Linked DNA regions of Homo sapiens: region 1 is linked to region 2. Evidence: chromatin loops called from intact Hi-C (ENCODE). Cell type or tissue: heart left ventricle. All regions are shown on one strand. Each heading gives the region's core, and the rest is flanking DNA. Links, peaks and the distances in the headings are about the cores only.

Region 1 (8,342 bases), core at 289-8,288, 59 kb before region 2:
GGGCTTACAGAAGCCTTATAAAATAGGCAAGATACTATGCCATACATATCACATGTGATCTCATTTTAAATCCTCCTAATAGTTCTGAGACACACCTCTTACTTTCACATTATCAGATGAGGAAAACAGTAAATGGCAGAGTTGGAGCAGGAAGATACTCAAACACAAGCACGTATGGGAGCTCCCCAGAATCAAAAAGAAGTTTGAGAGAAGATATTCCCTCAAGCCAGCAGTGCCAAGTGCCTTCCCTTTCCATTCCTGGCCAATGGCTCTTCCAGAGGCTATAGAGGCTATTGCCACCATACAGTCTCTCCCTTGGTGCGCGCGCGCGCGTGTGTGGTGTGTGTGTGTGTGTGTGTGTGTGTGTGTGTGTCGGAGTCTCATTCTGTCTCCCAGGCTGGAGTGCAGTGATGCAATCTTGGCTCACTGCAACCTCCGCCTCCTGGGTTCAAAGCGATTCTCCTGCCTCAGCACCCTGAGTAGCTGTGATTACAGGAGCGTACCACTGCACCTGGCTAATTTTTGTATATTTAGTAGAGACGGGGTTTCATCATATCGGCCATGCTGGTCTCGAACTCCTGACCTCGTGGTCTGCCCGCCTCAGCCTCCCAAAGTGCTGGGATTACAGGCGTGAGCCACTGTGCCCGGCCTTCCCTTGGCTTTTAAAAATGGTTTTCTAGTTTTTCTAGCCACTTCATTTTGTACTTGTTCTTCCACACATTTTCATATAATTTTATATACCATACTATATGATGATTTTGCTTTTTTCTATCCCACTGGACTCCAAGAACCCTAATGATGAAGGACTCACTTTGATTTTCAATGAGTATGTTCCCATTTAAGGGTGACTTAATATAAAATGCTTGTAAGTAGATTAAACACCATTTAGAGTTCTGTAACTGTCACTGGCCATGTTTAAGAGGTCATTTGAACTATCCTCTTGCATTTGACCCATTCCAAATGGATCCTTCCTGTGAAAGAAGAAAACTCTGTGTCACAAATCTTTATGAGATGAGGCAATCTTTGTATCTCAAACCCTTCTGGCTGCAGTTCTGAGCCAATTTTGGCAGGACTCTGGTTACAGAGCAAAGCTGTATATGTGAAACTAAAAGTTGTATATTTTGCCTTTGGTCAGTCAATCAAAGCCTCTGGTGAATGAGTCAGGGAAGACTTAGAAAAGATTAATGATGGGTAAGCTCTCCACTGACATTTCTAATTTTACCATTTACCCACCATCTTTCTATAGACTACTGCTGCAGGGTCAGTGATTCTGGAATCTCACCAATGAAATTTCACTCCTAGTAACCCTCACCAGAATTATGGCTTTTCAGGGCATGTGACTCACATCAATGTATCATCTGTTACAGGTTTAACAGCCTTCTTGAAATAAGAAGACAGACACTGGCTAGAATCTGGAATGAGGCCCCAAAGGCTGGAGGACAAAAATAAGTCCAGTGAAACCAACTTGTCTTCAAAGAGAAAAAGAACTCTATTTGTCTTGACTCTGCCAGTTCAAAACTCTTTCCGTTGGCAATAGATATTATTCTGAATAGTTACTTATTTTAGCTCAGTGGAAGACCTGCATTTTGAGAAATGAAGTTATTTTAGCAAGAATACATATTATCTAGTACTTGAAGGAAGACTAGTGGCTATTATTGCAGTAAAAGTGATGATAAATACATAATTCACAGTTTTATTTCTAAGGTGCTTAATTTACTGTATCTTTACAATCAGGTTCCCACATAAATGAAAAAAGAGATAGATAGAAGGCTGGTATTAGTAGCCTCAGTAATCCAATCAGACACAGTTATGTCTAGTCTATGCGAGGCAGGATGAATGGGCTGATTCACTTTATACCCCCTACTCAAAAATAATCTTACAGGATTACTTTGGAGATCATATGAGGTACCTAATGTAAAAGTGCTTTGTAAACTTTAAAGCATCATTTCTTTCTTCCAGAGCACCTAGTATATAATGTGAATGTTAGAGGAAACACAGGATTAAAGTCTATTCATATACTTACCAATACCTGGCACTGTTAAGTTTTTTTTTTTTTTTTGGTGACAAGGTCTGGCTCTATTGCCCAGGCTGGAATGCAGTGACGTGATCTCAGCTCACTGCAACCTCCGCCTCCTGGGCTCAAGCCATCCTCCCACCTCAGTCTTCTGAGTAGCTGGGGCTACAGGCATGTGCCACCATGCCTGGCTAATTGTTTTTGGTAGAGATGGGGTGTCGCCATGTTGCCCGGGCTGGTCTCAAACTTGTGAGCTGAAGCAATCCGCCTGTCTTGGTCTCCCAAAGTGCTGGGATTATAGGCATGAGCCACTGCGTCTGGCCTGTTAGCCATTTTTATTTTAGCCCTTCCAGCAGAGGTAAAGCAGAATCTCACTGAGATTTTAATTTGCATTTCCCAGATCACTGATCATCTATTCATGTGGTTACTGGACATTCCTATATCTTTTTTTGTTGAAGAATCTATTCACATTTTTTGCCCATTAAAAAAATATTGGATTGCTCTCTTCTTACTGAGTTGTAGAAGTTCTTTATATGGACCACAAACAAATCCTTTGTTAGATATGCGCGTTGAATATTTTCTCGCATTTTGTGATTTGTCTTTTTTTTTGAGATGGAGTCTTGCTCACTCTGTCGCCCAAGCTAGAGTGCAGTGGTGCCATCTTGGCTCACTGCAACCTCCACCTCCTGGGTTCAAGCGATTCTCCAGCCTCAGCCTCGCCAGTAGCTGGCACTATAGATGAGCACATCCACGCCTGTCTAATTTTTGTATTTTTAGCAGAGGTTTAGCATGGGGCTTCACCATATTGGCCAGGCTGGTCTCGAACTCCTGGCCTCAAGTTATCTGCCTGCTGCCTCCCAAAGTGCTGAGATTACAGGCGTGGGCCACCACGCCCAGCCCATTTTCTTTTCTTAAAGAGGCCTCTTGAAGAACTAGTTTTAATTTTGATAAAGACTACTTCACCAAAAACTACAGTTTTTTCTCTTTTATGATTCTTGCTTTTTCTGTCCTATATAAAAATCTTTGCTTACCTCAAGATCATGGAGATGTTTTCTTCTAGAAGTTTCTTTTCTTTTCTTTTTATTTAAATACAGGGTCTTATTCTGTCGCCCAGGCTGGAGTGCAATGGAATGATCTTGGCTCACTGCAGTCTTGACCTCCCCCAGGCTCAAGTGATCCTCCCACCACAGCCTGCTGAGTAGCTGGGAATGCAAGCACATGTGACCGTGCCTGGCTACTTTTTGTATTTTCTGTAGAGACTGGGTTTTGCCATGTTATCCAGGCTGGTTTTCAACTCCTGAGCTCAAGCAATCTGCCCTTCTTAGTCTTCCAAAGTGCTGGGATTACAGGCGTGAACTACTGCGCCCAGCCTAGAAGTTTCGTAGTATTAGATTTTACATTTATGTCTCTGATACATTTTAATTTTTGGGTGAGTGGTGTGATATGAAGGGTTGCTGTTCTTTTTTTATTATTCCTATATGAATGTCAAGCTGTTTCAGCATCATTTGCAGAACAGGTTTTTCCTTTCTCCATTGGCATCTATATATTTATATACTTTTAATAATTATATATATTTATATATTTAAACTATTTTTATTTATATATGCATTTAAAATATTTATATACATATATGTATTTATATATATTTCTCTCCTGGACTTGCTAATTCTTCTAGTGATCTACAGGTTTTTGTCCTTTCACCAATACAACATTATCTTGATTACCATAGTTTGACAGGAATTCTTGAAATCAAGTAATATAAATCCTGACTTTATTGTTGTTCTTTTAAAAATTTCTTTGGTTGCTTGGCCAACATGGTGAAACCCCACCTCTACTAAAAATACAAAAATTAGCCAAGCATGGTGGCACGCGCCTGTAATCCCAGCTACTCAGGAGGCTGAGGCAGGAGAATTGCTTGAACCCAGGAGGCGAAGGTTGCAATGAGCTGAGATCATGCCACTGCATTCCAGCCCGGGAGACAGAGCGACAGACTTTCTCCTCCCGGGCCACCGGGAGGGGCTGCCATGAAGGTCTCTGATGTGGCCTGGAGACATTTTCCCCATGGTCTTGGAGATTAACATTAGGCTCCTTGCTACTTATGCAAATTTCTACAGCCGGTTTGATTTTCTCCCCAGAAAATGGGTTTTTCTTTTCTTTTTGAGACAGAGTCTCACTCTGTCGCCCAGGCTGGAGTGCAGTGGCACGATCTCGGCTCACTGCAAGCTCCGCCTCCCGGGTTCACGCCATTCTCCTGCCTCAGTCTCCCGAGTAGCTGGGACTAAAGGCGCCCGTCACCATGCCGGGCTAATTTTTTGTATTTTGAGTAGAGATGGGGTTTCACCGTGTTAGCCAGGATGGTCTCGATCTCCTGACCTTGAGATCCGCCCACCTCAGCCTCCCAAAGTGCTTGGATTACAGGCTTGAGCCACTGCGCCCGGCTGGGTGTTTCTTTTCTATCACATCGTCAGGTGGCAAATTTTCCGAACATTTATGCTCTGCTTTCCCTTATAAAATTGAATGCCTTTAACGATACCCAAGTCACCTCTTGAATGCTTTGCTGCTTAGAAATTTCTTCCGCCAGATACCCTAAATCATCTCTCTCAAGTTCAAAGTTCCACAAATCTCTAGGGCAGGGGCAAAATGCCACCAGTCTCTGCTAAAACAACAAGAGTCACCTTTGCTCCAGTTGCCAACAAGTTCCTCATCTCCATCTGAGACCACCTTAGCCTGGACCTTATTGTCCATATCGCTATCAGGCTTTTGGTCACAGCCATTCCACAAGTCTCTAGGAAGTTCCAGACTTTCCCACATTTTCCTGTCTTCTTCTGAGCCCTCCAAACTGTTCCAACCTCTGCCTGTTACCCAGTTCCAAAGTCGCTTCCACATTTTTGGTATCTTTTCAGCAACGCCCCACTCTACTGGTACCAATTAACTGTATTAGTCCATTTTCATGCTGCTGATAAAGACATACCCGAGACTGGGATTTTTATTTGGATTGTGTTGAATCTACAGAACAATTTGAGAAAAACTGCCATCTAAATAATAATAGGTCTTCTAGTTCATAACTACTGTACATCACTCTCCATATTTAGGTCTTTAATTTCTACCAGCAACATTTGATAGTTTTCAGTGAAGAGGTGTTGCATGTTTGTTGTTAAATTTATTCCCAAGTATTCCACGTTTTCTGGTACCATTCGATATATAATTAAAATTTTTTCATTTTCCAATTGTTCACTGCATACTGTAAAACTTATTTTTTGCATAAAAACCTTTTTATCTTGTGACCTTGCTAAACTCACTTAAAAATTTTTTTGTTGTTAAAATACACAGGGTTTCGCCATGTTGCTCAGGCTGGTCTCGAACTCTTGAGCTCCAGGTATCCACCTGCCTCAGCATCCTAAAGTGCTGGGATTACAGGCATGAACCACCACACCAGGACTCTTATTTATTTTTCTTCCTCCATGGAACTGATGAGAATCTCCAGTACAATGTTAAATAGAAGTGGTAAGAACAGGTACTTTCTCCTTGTTTTCAATCTTAGGGCATTATGTTCAATATTTCTCCATTAGGTATGATCTTAGCTATAGGGTTCCTTAGAAGTCCTTTATCAGTTTAAAGAAGTTCTCCTCAATTCATAGTTTGCTAAGAAATACTTTTTTTTCAATGAAGTACTGAGTTGTCAAATGCTTCCTCTGCATCTATTGAGGTTATGATTATATTATTTTTCTCCTTCATTCTCTTAATGTAATGAATTACTTTGATTGTTTTTTTTTTGAAGTCAAACCAACCTTACACTCCTGGGATAAACACTACTTTGTCATGATGTCTTACCCCTAATGTATACACACATGCATATTCCCTAAAATATATATATTGTCCCAAACAGACACATATAGATATACACACATACGTATTTAGTTGGATTCGACTGCTAATCCTTTGTTTTTAAAGAGGATTTCTGTTTATTATTCATGGGGGATATTCTCTGTAATTTTATTTCCTGTCATCTTTGCCAGATTTTGATAGTAGGGTTATGCTGGTCTCATAAAATGAGCTGTGAAAGAATCCCCTCCTCCTATGTTTTCTGAAAGACTGTGGGTAAGATTGGTGTTATCTTTGAATGCTTGGTAGAATTTACCAGTAAAACCATCTGGGCATAGTTTTCTAGGTATTTGTCCAAGAGAAATAAAAACAAATGTTTCTACAAAGATTTGCTCATTACTGTTTAAGTACAAATGGGTCTTAATGTGTAACAGCCAAAACTGGAAACAATCTAAATGCTTATCATCATGTGAATGGAAAAGTGAATTGTGATATAAAGATACACTGTACTACTGAGGAATAAAAAGGAACAAACTAATGACACATGGAAAAACATGGATGAATCCCAAAAGCATTATGCAGAATGAAAGAAGTCAGGAAAACTAGTACTTACAATATGATTCCATCTATGTAAATTTATGGAAAATGCAAATCAATCTGTAGTGGCAGAAAGGCTGTTACTGGTTCTCTAGGAATGAGGTAAGGGAAGGATGGATTACAAGGGGGCATGAGGAAATGTTATATAAATGCCACTGACTGTACTTCAATTTCTTCCTAAAAACTTGTGGGGAAAAAAAAGGGTGGGGAAATGTAGAAATGAAAAATCAGTTTAAAAAATCATCTTAACTGAGCAGAGAGAAAAGGATTGGAAAAAAAAGATAATGTAAGTGATTGTTGGGTCAGTATCAAGTGGTCTAGTGTATAAGTAACTGAAGTCTCAGAAGGAATGCCCATCAGTGATAGACTGGATCAAGAAAATGTGGTACCTATATACCATGGAATACTATGCAGCCATAAAAAGGAAAGAGATCATGTCCTTTGCAGGGACATGGATGGAGCTGGAAGCTGTTATCCTCAGCAAACTAATGCAGGAACAGAAAACCAAGCACTACATGTTCTCACTTATAAGTGGGAGCTGAACAATGAGAACACATGGACACCTGGGGGTGGGTGTATAATACACATTGTGACCTGTTAGGTGGGCAGAGGGAGGGAGAACATCGAGAAGAATAGCTAATGCATGTTGGGCTTAATATCTAGGTGATGGGTTGATCTGTGCAGTAAACTACCATGGCACATGTTTACCTATGTAACAAACCTGCACATCCTTCACATGCACCCTGCAACTTAAAATAAAAGTTGAGGGAAGAAACAAAAAAAAAAAAAAAAAAAAGAAAATGTGGCAGAAAAAGATTTGAAGAGGCCAGGTGTGGTGGCTCATTCCAGCACTTTGGGAAGCTAATGTGGGAGGATTGCTCGAGACAACATAGCGAGACCATATCTCTACAAAAAATTAATCAAGTATGGTGGCATATGCCTGTAGTCTCAGCTACTTGGGAGGCTGAGGGCAGGAGGATCTTGAGCCCAGGAGTTTGAGGCTGCAGTGAGCTATGTACTCCAGCCTAGGTGCCAGACTGAGACCCTGTCTCTTAAAAAAAAAAAAAAGTCGAAGAAATATTGGTAGAAAGTTTGCTAAACTAGATTAAAAAAAAAAAAGCAACACATAGAACTGGAAAACTAAGTCAACCCACAAGAACAAAGTTCTTGGACCTTTACCTTAAAACAGATAAAAAAACTAACTCAAAATGGATCAAAGACCTAAATGTAAGAGCTACAACTATAAACCTCTTAGAAGAAAACATAGAAGAAAAGCTTCATAACATTGGATTTGACAGTGATTTCCTGAATATGACACCAAAAGCACAGGCAACAAAAGTAAAAATGCAGAAATTGAACATCAGAATTAAAATATCTGTGTTTCAAAGAACATATCAGCAGAGTAAAAAACCAATCTATGGGAGAAACATTTGCAAGTCATGTATCTGCTAAGGGTTTAATATAGGTAAACTCCAACAGCTCAACAACAACAACAAAAATCAAACAACCTGACTGAAAAATGGACAAAAGACTTGAAATAGATATTTCTCCAAAGAAGATATACAAATGGCCAACGCACGCATGAAAAGTTGCTCAACACCACTAATCATTAGGGAAATACAAATCAAAAGCACAATGAGATACCACATTGCACCCATTTCTATTAAGAAAAAAAAAAAAGGAAGTAATGCTAGCAAAATGGCCAAGAAGAAACCCCTACTGCTTGTCCCCCTCACAAAGACAGGCAGAACAATGAATAAACAACTACATTTTAAATTTTAATTTAATTTAATTTTATGTATTTTTTTGAGATAGAGTCTTGCTCTGTTGCCCAGGCTGGAGTACAATGGCGTGATCTAAGTTCACTGCAACCTCCACCTCCTGGGTTCAAGCGATTCTCCTGCCTCAG
Region 2 (8,342 bases), core at 310-8,309:
TGCGGGAGACAAACCAGAAAAATAAAAAATAAGAGACAAGAAAACAATTAAGAAGCTGTTGCGATAGTCTGCAATGGTGAGAGAAGATGGCAATCTAAATTAGGGTAGTAATAACGGAGACAAAAGACAATGAAAGTCACTTTACTTAACAGTGGGGCTTAAAGAAGTATATGGATAGGGTCTACTGTCAAGAAAGTTGGAAAAAAGAATTTGTGTCTAGGATCAAGGGTATGCCACTCCCATCTCTGATGAAATAGAAGTGACTGTTTTCCTTCTGTCAGAAAACAAACCATTTCACAACCATCAAGACCACAAAGTGTGGGTACATATGACCTGGAAGTTGCATCACTCCTAGCTGTTGAACAGACAGTACATGTCACATGAACCTGTCTCTATCCTTTGGGTTAGATCTCAAGGTCTTCAAGCATGTAGAATGAGGCTATAACTTCCTCTTATTGCTCTTGGCGCCCAGAAAACCTAGGTGGGCCACAATTTAGCTGTGCAAGAGTGTTATGCTCCCTTCTGGTGACAATGAAGGCCCGTGAAAGTTTATCACACCAGGATTCTGCAAGATTCTGCCTGGAGTCATGATCATAGTGTTGTTCTAAGATATAAAGGGCCGCCAATATGTGGAAGAGCGATTTGATTTATTTTTAGTTACTCAACATACTCAAGTTGAACAAGTACCAGCAGGAGCAGTCTACGGAAAACCAAATTTTATTTTTTTTAGAACGTAAGAACTTTCTAAATGAGTGGTCCAAAGCAGGTCTCTTGGAAACTGGAGAATACTCAACACTGGAGATTTTGAAGAAAGAGGCAAGGTGAGGGATCAGCAAACTTTGTTAAGGATGTTAGCAAATATTTTGGGTTTTACAGGTCATATTTTCTCTGTCATAACTACTCAGTTCTATAGTGGCATGACAGCAACCATACACAATTCATAAGCAAACAGGCATGGCTGTGTTCCAATAAAACTGCTTAGAAAAAGAAGTGGTGGCAGGATTTGTTTGTTGACTCCTGGCCTAAACAAAGGGTGGGAAGGTTGGGGAGTGTGACAGAAGAAGGGCTCAAAGAGTAGATCAAGGCTGGGCGTGGTGGCTCACGTCTGTAATCCCAGCATTTTGAGAGGCCGAGGCAGGCAGATCACGAGGTCAGGAGATTGAGACCATCCTGGCTAATACGGTGAAACCGTCTCTACTAAAACGACAAAAAAAAAAAAAAAAAAAAAATTAGCCAGGCGTGGTGGCGAGCACCTGTAGTCCCAGCTACTCGGGAGGCTGAGGCAGAAGAATGGCTTGAACCTGGGAGGCAGAGCTTACGGTGAGCGGAGATCGCACCACTGCACTCCAGCCTGGGCAACAGAGCAAGACTCTGTCTCTGTCTCAAAAAAAAAAAAGAGTAGATCAATAGATGGACAAGAGACTACCTAAGGTCTATTCTCCCCTATCTTGAGAGACTTACTTTTTTCTTTTTCTTTTTTTTTTTTTTTTTTTTTTTTTTTTGCGACAGGGTCTCCCTCTGTTGCCCAGACGGGAGTGCAGTGGCGCAAACATGGCTCACTGTAGCCCCGACCTCCTAGGCTCAAGCGATCCTCCTACCTCAGCCTCCCATTTAGCTGTGATCACAGGATGCGCCATCATACCCAGTTAATTTTTTTTTTTAGAGATGGAGTCTCACTATGCTGGCTAGGCTAATGTCAAATTCATAGGCTCAAGTAATTCTCCCACCTCAGCATCCCAAAGTGCTGGAATTACAGATGAGCCACTGTACCCAGCCCCTTATGTATTTTTTAACTAAGAAAACATGATATGGTAACACCTCATTTAATCAGATTACTCAGATTCTTAGAACAGAGGGATGTGTTCTTCTGAATAACCACATCTCCACCTGGGAGCTTCACTAAGAGGTGTGTAGGGGTGTGTGTGTGTGTGTGTGTGTGTGTGAGAGAGAGAGAGTCAGTCTTTGTTATTGGTGAATTTTTAAAAAATAAGGCAAAGAGCTTTTTGAAGATACAACTGTTATGTTCTTCATATACCCGCCTAACAGGTTTAAATTATAGGTATCACCCAGTAACCTCAGTTAGATTCAGATTAACCATAAACCTCACTTCATAGGATTCTCTAGGTTTACTGGCAGTTTTTGGTTTTACCCTCTTCAGAAAGCGGGAAGTTAAAAGGACACGCCTATTCCAGGAGTTTCGCAAAAGCCTCTTCCAAGTAATGTCTTGCCCCTTCTACAACCTTAGCCACAAGGCACGTGAGATTTGGTATCAGAAAAGATGATTTGAGACCTTGAGAAGTCCTTAGTCATCAAAGAAGAGTTCTGTTATCTTTGGTATACCAAAGTCAGGGCAGAAGATAGAAGATTCTGGAGGTTTAGAAATATTTTCAACTGTCAACTCTCAGGTGGTGATGTGGTTGAGTTCTAGCTCAAACAAACACAAAGACACAGGGGAATCTGATCTCACTTCTGAACATATGATGTACAAGTCTATCCTAATATATTTCAACACGAAGCTACTATGCCAGTCTCGTGTCCCATAATAGTTAACAGCAAACATTACAAGAGTACAGTGGGAGTCATGTAACAGTTACACATTTTTGAAGGCACACTTCCTGAGCGAGGAAAGGCTTTTTGCTATCCTTCCTCTAGCAATCCTTCGACTACTCTGGACCATAGAGACTTTATACTCTCTGAGGAAATTTTTAAAAGTGTATTTGCTGAGCTCTTGCTACCTGCCATGTGCTTTCTACTCATTATCACATTTAATCCTTTAACAAATGCTGCAAGGTAAATAGGATCCTCTTAACAGGTGAGGAAAAAGAAGTTCATAGAGATTAAACAACTTACAGAGACCACAGCCCAAGATCTTCTTATTCTGTGGGTCCAGACCCACAAAGAACTTGAGGTGAAGCTACTGCAGATGAATTGCTCACTACACTTTGAGAAACACTGGCCACAGAGTTTATGAATTCAAGTTTATAGTTAATTGGTGATGGCAGATGGCAATAATGCAACTAGAATCTAGGCCTCAGCTCCTAGTCCAAAGTTATTTCCACTCCTCAAATGCAGATCCCCTAGAAGAGAGCAGCATAGTTAACTGTATTTGTTCTGGACTCATTCATCTGAGAAAGGGCAGATAAGTACAGTTTCCCTCGGACTCTAAAGGAACTTATTTGCTCCTCGGGCACAGAATGAATTTTTTCTTACCCCAAGACTATGACATTCTGAGGTCAGGGGCTTTTGTATCTCCAGCATTTATTTAGCACAGGACTTGATACTTCCAAAGCACTATATAACTGTTCAATGAAAGTTATACCAAAGGAACAAAATAATGTTTATTTGCTTCTGTTTTGGGGGAAAAAAACCTCTCAGTCAGATGATCTGTTAATTTAACACAATCTCTATTCCAGGTAAGATGGTACACAGACACCATAAACACAAAAGATCACCTAGAATCCTTTATATAAAGCTGACTCCAACTATAGGCTTCAAGGAGTAGATCATGGTAATCTAGATTAAGCCAATTTGCACCATTTCATCCTACATGCCACTGTGATCAGTTTAGCGACAAGCGTTATGTTCCAAGCCAGCTCAGAGTCATTAAGATTCAACTCCAGGACCTTTGTTTTGTGTTACTCAAACTGGCTGTGTCACTGGACAAAGGGTTGTCACAATATTTCCCTGAAGTTGCAGGAACCACTATTTGTCGCCTAAGAACAGCCAACCGAGAGAGAGCAAGAGAAAAAGAGTACGTGTGAGAGTGAGGGAGAGCGAGAGCATGCAAGCAGGTTAAAAGATGGATATTGATGAAATATGAGTCTTTTTTTATTTTTATTTTTATTATACTTTAAGTTTTAGGGTACATGTGCACAACGTGCAGGTTAGTTACATATGTATACATGTGCCATGTTGGTGTGCTGCACCCAGTAACTCCTCATTTAGCATTAGGTATCTCTCCTAATGCTATCCCCTCCCCGCTCCCTCCACCCCACAACAGGCCCTGGTGTGTGATGTTCCCCTTTTTGTGTCCATGTGTTCTCATTGTTCAATTCCCATCTATGAGTGAGAACATGCGGTGTTTGGTTTTTTGTCCTTGCGATAGTTTGCTGAGAATGATGGTTTCCAGCTTCATCCATGTCCCTACAAAGGACATGAACTCATTTTTTATGGCTGCATAGTATTCCATGGTGTATATGTGCCACATTTTCTTAATCCAGTCTATCGTTGTTGGACATTTGGGTTGGTTCCAAGTCTTTACTATTGTGAATAGTGCTGCAATAAACATACAGGTGCATGTGTCTTTATAGTAGCATGATTTATAATCCTTTGGGTATATACCCAGTAATGGGATTGCTGGGTCAAATGGCATTTCTAGTTCAAGATCCCTGAGGAATCGCCACGCTGACTTCTACAATGGCTGAACTAGTTTACAGTCCCACCAACAGTGTAAAAGTGTTCCCATTTCTCCACATCCTCTCCAGCACCTGTTGTTTCCTGATTTTTTAATGATCGCCATTTGACAAACCTGACAAAAACAAGAAATGGGGAAACGATTCCCTATTTAATAAATGGTGCTGGGGAAACTGGCTAGCCATATGTAGAAAGCTGAAACTGGATCCCTTCCTTACACCTTATACAAAAATTAATTCAAGATGGATTAAAGACTTAAATGTTAGACCTAAAACCATAAAAACCCCAGAAGAAAACCTAGGCAATACCATTCAGGACATAGGCATGGGCAAGGACTTCATGTCTAAAACACCAAAAGCAATGGCAACAAAAGCCAAAATTGACAAATGGGATCTAATTAAACTAAAGAGCTTCTGTACAGCAAAAGAGACTACCATCAGAGTGAACAGGCAACCTACAGAATGGGAGAAAATTTTTGCAATCTACTCATCTGACAAAGGGCTGATATCCAGAATCTACAATGAACTCAAACAAATTTACAAGAAAAAAACAACCCCATCAAAAAGTTGACGAAGAATATGAACAGACATTTCTCAAAAGAAGACATTTATGCAGCCAAAAGACACATGAAAAAATGCTCATCATCACTGGCCATCAGAGAAATGCAAATCAAAACCACCATGAGATACCATCTCACACCAGTTAGAATGGCGAAATGTGAGTCTTAACCTGAGGCTGAGGCCAGATTTAGATTTTCCCCTTAGACTTTCCGGGTCAATAAACTCTTTCCTCATTTAAGGTAACTTAGGTCACTGATCAATACAGGCTGTAACCATATGTCCGAACCAGTTTGCTACCACCGGAGTAACTCAGGGGTCCTTTACAAGAGCCCTGATCATATTCATTATTCAATCCACTTTCTTTTTCCTTCACTTTCAATGTCTTTTCCATTAGCACTTACTCACACCTACACAAACTCTCCCTTCCTCATTCCAATCATTCAATCAACATTTATGAAATCCAGTAATGCCAGGTCCTTCAGGATCTCATGACTTATGGAAAGGGCAGACAAGTACAGTACATAGGTAACTCAGTACATGGTCAGTGCTCTTATAATGGTATGAACAGAGGTTCTCAGCACAGTTCATGTAGGTGTTCTCAGCACCCACATGAACAGTGGATGCTTGACGGAGAGGACTACTCTGCTTGCCTCGAGGAGTCACAGAAGTTTTACAGGACAGGTGGCACTTGGATTGGGTATTGAAGGATGTGAAGAGTTTTGCTGGGTGAAGAAAAACTGCTGGAGGGAGAACTTTCAGGAAAAGAGAGTAAGATGAGTATAGGTGACTCTTGTTATTTCTGGTAGTTATGGTCTGTAAAGTCAGCACAAACACTGTATTAGTTAATATTGAATCATTCCTCTGGGGCAGCGATCCCCAACCTTTTTGGCACCAACGGCTGGTTTTGTGGAAGATAATTTTTCCATGGAAAGGGGTAGGGACGGTTTTGGGATGAAACTGTTCCACTTCAGATCATCAGGCATTAGATTCTAATAAGGAGTATGCAACCTAGGTCCCTTGCATGTGCAGTTCACAATAGAGTTTACTCTTCTATGAGAATCTGATGTCACCGCTGATCTGATGGGAGGTGGAGCTTAGACAGTAATGCTCACTCACCAGCTGCTCACCTCCTGCTGTGAGGCCCAGTTCCTAACAGGCCAGACTGGTAAGGGTCCTCGGCCCAGGGGGCTGGGGACCCCTGCTCTAGGGGAAAAATACCAGATTAGGTTCCTCTTAGCCTCTGGTCACATTTTTATCAATCGGTCAATACATAACCTCGTTTTATATGTGTTTCTGTTTAAAGACACCTTATTTAATATTTGTTGATTCAGTAAGACTGAACTCATGGCTAACAGCACTTCAACTCTGCCTGAACAAAGCTTATCTAATACATGTATTTTCTCAGTAAGGCACATTACAGCCTTCTTGTGTTTAGAAACACTAGACAGAACTTCAGCACTATGCTTGGGGATCTTTTTAAACAGTGAAATCACCAACAAAAAGCACAAAAATGCAAAAAACATGGTACCCGATATATGACAAAGAAGACACTTGTTTACAGGATGAGAGGTGAAATAAGTACACAAAACACTGCCTTGTGCCACCTCAGCTGGGAATGTGCACGTCAGGAGACTCAGATGTTTTCACTGCCCTGTCCATGTGAATGTCTGAGATTAACAGCCAAAGCATGCTGTTTGGTCTGTTCAGGCTGGTAAAACAAAATACCTCAGACTGTTATTTATAAACATGAAATTTACAGTCCACAGTGCTGGAGGCTGGAAAGTCCAGGATCAAGGCACCAGCAGATTTGGTGCCTGGTGAGGGCCCTGTTTCTAACAGATGGTGGAGGGGACAACGGAAGCCCTCAAGCTGCTTTTGTAAGGGCAAAAATCCCCTTCACGAGGGCTCTGCCCTCACAGCCCACCTAATCACCTCCCAAAGGCCCCACCTCCTAATACCAACACATCAGGGATAAGATTTCAACATACACGTTTTGGAGGGACACAAACATTCAGTCCATACATGGTGAGTATTGATTTTGGGGTTACAAGTAAATTTCAGTGAGTACAGAATCTAGAATGTGTGAATATGAGGATTCACTGTATATGAAAAAGTTTGGTGTACTCAAATGATAAAGGTAAGTTTGGTGACGTTTATGTCGGGAGGATGAGAAAACTGTGGAGAGAAAATTATTGAAGGTAAGTCAAATATTATAATAATATATTTTAAAATATTATAAAATTAAAAAATCTGAGAATTCCTCCAGAAAATAACATATTTTTAAGTATTTGTTAATGAAGAAAAAACTACAATGAATTCATGATTCCTTTAATCAGAATATCCATATTTTTTGGGGAAAAAAGTACAAATTCATGGAAAACACTTATTCAGTTCATAAGCAATACTGGGTGTGAGGGAGTGTGTGTGTTTTGAAGGACCCAGGACACAGCAGTCCATCATATGGGAACTACTGTCGTGCACCCAGGGGAGTAGCTCAGGCAGGGAGAACAGCATAGGTAAAGGCCCTGAAGAGGAAGCGAGCTTGGGTTATGGGAGAACCTGACAGGAGGTCATGGCTGGAACACAGTAAACAAAGGGGAAAGTAGAACAAGCAAAAGGCAGGGGTAGATTGAAGTTTAGATTTTATCTTAAATAAAATCCCTCAATAGGGGCATGATTAATAAATCAATATATTGGCAAATGAGCTTGAGAACCATGTATTATACTATTTATATTATTCACATATTATTTATATTAAATATACCATGTTTATGTACACAAACATACATACAACCACATAAAGTGTATATATAGCATACACACATACACACATTTTACAAATGCTTAGAAAAGCATTTCAAATTGCTACCAATGGCTCCTTGTTGAGGGGAATGGGCATATAAGAGAAAAGATACAGGGAACTTTCACATTTTAATCCACATAATTCTATATTTTTAAGTAAACAGAACATGAGAGCTGTGAATGGTTTTAAATTTTTCCATATTTAAAATTCTAAAAGATCATTCTGGCCTATAATAATTGCATTGAAGTAGGGCAAGAGCATGAGTAGGAAGCCCAGATAGACTACTGCTCAAGAAATAATGGTGATATGGACCAGGGCAGTGGCAAAAGGTATATACATTGAAGAGGGCATATGCAACCAAGATATATTTCAGAGGCTGAAATGACTAACCTTGATAATGGACAGAATATGGGAGATACCGGAGAAGGAAGAATAAAGACTTCAAGATTTCCAGCTTGAGCAAGTGGGTGGGCTGTATTATGACTCATTATGATGGAGAAGAGAATCACAGTCACATCTCTCTGACAAGTCTATTATGGTGCATTCTATCCATTCTCTGCCTCTAC

What was found. A loop is a pair of places that touch in the nucleus more often than their neighbours do. Peaks named below come from ENCODE experiments on the same cell type or tissue, not always from the same donor. Only the 100,000 strongest peaks of a DNase experiment are listed, where the experiment ranks them.
Region 1: a loop joins it to region 2, with 2.2 times the contacts of the local background. A loop is called at or near these places in 3 of 110 quality-filtered maps.

What each region holds. Positions count from the first base shown.
Region 1 is chr11:78,230,998-78,239,339 of GRCh38, forward strand. The region is part of intron 3 of GAB2 (GRB2 associated binding protein 2); the gene reads right to left. It also overlaps a transcript of USP35 not described here. Among named protein-coding and RNA genes, the nearest start is that of USP35, 46 kb to the left of the region's middle. In heart left ventricle, for the core only: no CTCF peak of the experiment used is centred there; no DNase peak of the experiment used is centred there; H3K27ac peaks cover 225 bases.
Region 2 is chr11:78,290,088-78,298,429 of GRCh38, forward strand. All of the region lies in intron 1 of GAB2 (GRB2 associated binding protein 2), which reads right to left. It overlaps LOC105369402 (a long non-coding RNA gene), which reads left to right and starts at 6,677. Exons shown (of 3, transcript XR_950343.4): 1 at 6,677-6,998. RefSeq lists an enhancer at 176-470. In heart left ventricle, for the core only: no CTCF peak of the experiment used is centred there; no DNase peak of the experiment used is centred there; H3K27ac peaks cover 1,106 bases.